Linked DNA regions of Mus musculus: region 1 is linked to region 2. Evidence: chromatin contacts called from ENCODE Hi-C or POLR2A ChIA-PET data. All regions are on one chromosome and are shown on one strand. The core of a region is the stretch at or near the end of the contact, and the rest is flanking DNA. Distances in the headings are between cores, read along the strand shown. Region 1 holds the start of Ercc6l (excision repair cross-complementing rodent repair deficiency complementation group 6 like). Region 2 holds the start of Pin4 (protein (peptidyl-prolyl cis/trans isomerase) NIMA-interacting, 4 (parvulin)).

Region 1 (2,755 bases), core at 174-2,673, 38 kb after region 2:
ATGGTGCTATGTACCTGTAATTCCATCACTATGTGGACTCAGAGAGAAGGATAGAGTTCAAGAGCAGCCTGCCTCAAAAAAAAAAAAAACAAAAAAAAACAAAACCTATGCCTGGCAGTGATGGCGCTAGCCTTTAATCCAAGCACTGAGCAAAAGTTAGTGGTATGTGGGTCTCTGTGAGTTCAAGGCCAGCCTGATCCACACAGAGAAACCTTGTCTCCAAGGAAAAAAAACCCTACAAGTTAACAACATAAATCTACATACTGTAGAGAGGACTCTGTAGTTAAGAGGACTAGGTGCTTGCTCTTTCAGAGGACTCTGGTTCAGTTCCCAGCACCCACATGGTGGCTCACAACCCTCTGTATCTTCAGTCTCAGGAGGGGATGGCACACACCCCATTATAGTTGTGATCTTTTTTCCTCTACTTAGGGGTGGTTTTGAGCAACCTTTTCATGTGCCTGTTTGCCATTATGTGTTTTTTAAGAGAAATGTCTACAAATCCTTTGCTAATATTTTATGTAGTCTTTTAAAAATTATATAGGCATAGACGGGTGTTTTGCATATGCGCGCGCGGGGCGGGGGTGGGGGGGCGCATGTACATCACATAGGTACCAGAACATAGGATCCTGTAGGACTGGAGTTACATAATGGTTGTGAGCTACTATGTGGGTGCTGGGAATTGAACCTGGGTCTTCTGGAAGAGCAGTCAGTGCTCTTAACCTCTGAGTCATCTCTCCAGCCCTGCACTACAATTTTTAATAGTTAAATATTCCAACCTAGGCATCTGGTGAAAGCGTATTCATTCACTGGGCTTAATGGTTCCTTTGGGGGCATATGTCTTCCCTTCGTAACTGGACCCCCTTTCTTTTAATGGCAGCACTCTGGTCGGGAAATAAAACATTTTACAGCATCCATCAAACACCATAAAGTATTTCTGTTTCAGATCCCATTTTCACTACCCAATTGCTAACAACTTAGGGACTATTTTTCCTCTTTTCTCCCAGGTCTGGCGGTTGGCGAGTTAGAAAGACTCAAAGATTTCATCAGTTAATTAAAATTCAGGCTCTTAAAGAGTTCATACTCAAGAGTTATTTGACTTACGAGTGACTTGGCAGGGCGAGCTCCCCGAAATAGAAATCTGGTCAAAGCCACAGCAGATCCTAGGGGGAGGTGGGAGCCACTCCACCTCAACCCCAGGCCAGGGACTGCAAGTTCGACCCGTCCGGAGACCCAAACATACCTCAGGTAACTCTCGGCCAGTTGTGGGCTCAAAGTCTCCACTTCCGCTAAGCCTTGGGAAGCCTCCATGGCCAGGGAATCCGGAGAGCCCAGGAAAGGAGACTCCCAGTTAAAACCGCGCTTGAATTTCGCTCGCTCCCGCCTTACCCAGGCTGGGCTCACGCACTAGACTGGTAGAGCCAACTGCCCGCCTCGCGGCGGGCCAATCCGGGATCTGGCGCTCGAGCGCGGTTTCCTGAGCCCCGCCCAGGAAGGTCTTGCGCCTGCGCCCTCGAGCACTGGCGCTAGCTAGCTACGTTAGCTAGAGTGGCCTTACGTTTTGGGTTTTTTTTTTTTTTTTTTTGGAGGGGGGGGGGGCTGCTGATTCACGTGACCGGTGGTGGTTTCAGTTCCGTCCTAACTGCGTGGCGGTGAGTGTGAATGTTGAGTAATGAGAGCGAAGGGAAGGAGTTAAGAGCGTGAGTAAAATGCGCGCTTGTTTCTCTTGTCCTTGTGAGTGGAGGCTGTCTTATTGTACTGGCCCATAGAGGTCTCCATTGCCCCCTTTTCCTCCCCGCCAGTGCCTGGCACTGAACATACTTGGAATTCACACACCTAGAAGTGCAATCCTGCAACTTAAAGCTGACACTGAAGAAGGATTTTCAAAGACAAAGCCTAAGCCGCTCGTGGTGGTGCACACCTCTGATAACAGTGCTTAGGAGGCAGAGGCAGGAGGATCTCAAGATCTAGTCCAGACTGAGCTTGCATATAAACAAGACCCTGTCTCAGAAGTACACACACAAACACACACGCCCTTATTTACGCAATACCAAATAGAGTAGAGGTTATTTATGTATTTGAGAGGTTGGGAAGGGGACATGATAAGAGTTGAATGGGAATGAATGGCTTACAGATTACTCATATATGAAATGATGAAAAAATTAAATGTAAAAAAATAATAATAGCTAGATTTGGTGGCACAAGCCTGTTGGGTTTCAGATCCGGGACAAGTAGCTGAGGTGCATATATAACATACCAAAGTGGACCTGGCCTTCAGGTTCTCCCACCATCCTTCATCCTTGTTACAGGGCATGACTGGCAAACCCCACCCTCTACACTGAACTTTCCAACCCAGAGGCTGGGCCACCCAGCAGCTCTTCATTATGTAATACAGACCTTTTTGGTTTTCCCTCTCTTTTCTCTCTGCATGCCTGCTTTCTCTCTCCCCCTTCTCTGCCTATCTTTCCATGGTGACTTCACTGACACCCCCCTCCTGTATGGTGAATGAACCTGCCTGGAGGCTGCCCCCAATAAACCTGCCTTTATACTTTAATTTGGCCTGAATTGGCTTATTTTGTTCGTGGAGATACCAAAGCCTAGGGTTCCAGCACCTTTGAGGTTGACGCAGAAGGATTACAGATTCAAAATCCATTCAGGCCAACCCAAGCCACTTAGTGAGACCCTGTGAGTGCTGGGGCTATATCTCAGTAGTAGAGCATTTGCTTAGCTCTGTGACTCTATGGCTTCTTTCATTTTG
Region 2 (2,795 bases), core at 131-2,630:
AAAGAGAAAAATGTATCCAAGTGGCACATGATTCCCACCACTTGAGAGGCAGAAGCAGGAGGACATAGTAAGTTCCAGAACAGTCTAGGCTACTAAGCAAGACCTGGTCTCAAAAAGAGAGACTGAGTGAGAAAGAGAGATCAAGAGCACATTGGGATGCAAATTCAAAAGCTATTCATCTTAAGTAAACGCCCCCAGTTAGTCATCGACTATGAAATTATTTCTCATGATACTCCATAAGCAGATACTTTAACAACACCATCTCGCAGAAGATGGAAACTGAGCCCAAGAGCGTCTTCAAGGTCACAGGACTAGTAGAAGGGGTTTTAAAGCAGGTCATGTGCCTCCAGAATCCAAGCTTTAAATTGCCTTATGCTGTGCTGTCATACAAACTTTGAGCTGGAAGGTGGTGGCACATATCTTAAGCCCCAGCAGTTAGAAGATAGAGGCAGGCAAATCTCTGTGAGTTCCAGGACAGCCAGGGCTACATACAGAGAAACCCTGTATCAAAAGAAAAAAGAAAGGAAGCAAAGAAGGAAGGAAAGAGAAAGGAAGGAAGGAAAAAAGAAAAGAACTCTGGAAAAATACAGAGACATGAATACTATATAGATTGACACGAGTGGTCACATGCTATCCTGCTGAACAGCATTAATGCCTTGTTTGTCTTTTAGGTGCATAGATTATGTTCTCCAGGATATATAACTTTAAAAAATCACATTCTACATCTTGGTCTATAATCTTCCTTAAGGCTATTTCTGTACACACAGCTTATAATCGTTATTTTAAAATTAATTTAGGCTGCTTCCAATGTTTCTCCATGACAGACTTCTGCCTGTCACAGGCAATGGGATGATAGGCTTTAAAAAAAAAATTCCATCTTTTGTACCCCATCAACTACTGCTGCAAAAATATAAACAAACAAGTAAGTAAGAAAAGCCATTAGGGAGTGCAGGTCTGTGTCAGTCGGAGAGAGGACGGAAGAAGGCCATTATCTAAACTCCCTCTGCTGTCCCTTTGTCTAGAATCCCCAAAGCAAAAGCCCACGCCAAAGAACTGCAGTGGCCTGAGGCTCGCACTGCGCATGCACAAAAAAGTGGGCGGGGCGAGAGAGAGCAAAGAACAAGTGCAAATGAGGGCAAGTAAAAGCTTTGAAGAACAGAATAGAGGCTGCGCTTTCTCGTCTCTGGGCAACCTTTGTTCCCGCCTCCCCGTAAGGCTTCGGCTTCTCATTGGTCTAACATCTCTAGCTCCTATAGGTCAAAGAACCAAAGGACTGGGTCTGTTCCAAGCTATGCCTGATTCTGGAACCGCAGCAGAAATAGTTGATTGTGACGCTGCTTTCAGGCATTGCGGAGGACATACCTGTGGGGCCTGAGGGGTCCTTTTGCTAGCACCGGAACAGTTGCCGGAGAGTTCATCCGCCAGCTTAAGAGATGCCGCCGAAGGGGAAAAGTGGTTCTGGAAAAGGAGGGAAAGGTAGACCTGCCGAGACAGTCATGGAGCGAGCGTAGGGGTGGATGGGGAGAAGGACAGGAGTAGACCTGCAGCTGTGTGGGGTGGGGGAGGGAGGTGATCATAAGCCGGACAGCAGGGCCACCGGGAGCACCCTGAGCCGCTGTGGTTTATGTTTGGGCTTCTTGTGGTAAGGAAAGATCAGTGCGTGAGGAGCTGCTGTGGTTCAGGGTATCCATGAGGTTTCAGTGCAGGGACCCTCGTGGCGGGCAATAGAAGCTGCTGGGGATGGTTCCTCGTGACCTGGGGTTTATTCCCACTAAAATTGAATCTGATGAAACGCCAGCAATAAAAGGAAGCCTACACTAGTGATCAATCTAGTCCATCTAGGCCTCTTAACAACTAACAGGACGTACCTCCCCCCCCCTCCCCTCCCCTACACACACACATGAGGAGGGACTCGCTTCTTGAAGACCGTTGTTGGGGACAACATTGTGCTTTCAGGCTAGAAAACTAAGACAACTCTTATTCATCGCTGGACAATGTGGGGAAGATAGTAGCCTCTAAGTACTGTGCCGAATGTAGTTGTGAGAGTTATGTTATAGAAGGTGGAAAGAGGGTAAAGAAACAAACTGGAGATACTTTGGGCAGGCTGAGATAAGCAGCAGCAATAGGGTAAAGAGTCCTCAACCCGGAGAGGCCAGCCCCAAAGGCAGTTTAGTATAGCATCGCTGAAGTAAAACTTCAAAACAAATAAGCAAGTTGGGGAAATTAAAACAGAAGAAAACTAAATCATGAGGTGTGCTGTATATGGTGTTAATTAAGGTTGGTTAGGGGCCAGGAGGTCCTTTAAAGAGATGATTTCAAGCCGGGCAGCGGTAGCGCACACCTTTAATCCTAGCACTTGGGGAGGCAGAGGCAGGTGGATTTCTGAGTTCGAGGCCAGCCTGGTCTACAGAGTGAGTTCCAGGACAGCCAGGGCTACACAGAGAAACCCTGTCTTAAAAACAAACAAACAAACAGAGAGGGGAGAGTAGTGAGGGAGAGAGAGAGAGAGAGAGAGAGAGATGATTTCAGTAGTTCTGGTAAGAGAGAGAGTTGGCCTGAACTAAGATTGTGGTTGTAGGAACCCAGAGAAGAGACAAATAAATGGAGTGTAGTAGAGTGATACCCCAGAGGTCCAAGGAACCAAGATGTTGTAAAGAAAGGTCTGAGAAATGGGTGAGGCACTGCAGAGACATGCCACAGCAGTGGGAGGCTGAGGAGGACCTGAGTGTGAGGTCACCAGGGGTACACTGTCCTTTAGCTGCTCAGCTCCTGTTCATCCATCAGGTGGTACCTGG

What was found. A loop is a pair of places that touch in the nucleus more often than their neighbours do. ChIA-PET counts read pairs that join two places held with the same protein, here RNA polymerase II (POLR2A).
Region 1: a loop to region 2 is called in a map of heart, with 5 times the contacts of the local background. The contact joins the promoter of Ercc6l here to the promoter of Pin4 in region 2. A Hi-C loop is called at or near these places in 5 of 37 maps with a recorded cell type or tissue (gastrocnemius, heart and left cerebral cortex). POLR2A ChIA-PET finds 5 or more read pairs at or near these places in 3 of 5 experiments (Patski and embryonic stem cell).

What each region holds. Positions count from the first base shown.
Region 1 is chrX:102,155,668-102,158,422 of GRCm38, forward strand. Ercc6l (excision repair cross-complementing rodent repair deficiency complementation group 6 like) reads right to left here and starts at 1,424. Exons shown (of 2, transcript NM_146235.3): 1 at 1,241-1,424. The coding sequence starts at 1,308.
Region 2 is chrX:102,118,089-102,120,883 of GRCm38, forward strand. Pin4 (protein (peptidyl-prolyl cis/trans isomerase) NIMA-interacting, 4 (parvulin)) reads left to right here and starts at 1,381. Exons shown (of 4, transcript NM_027181.2): 1 at 1,381-1,476. The coding sequence starts at 1,434.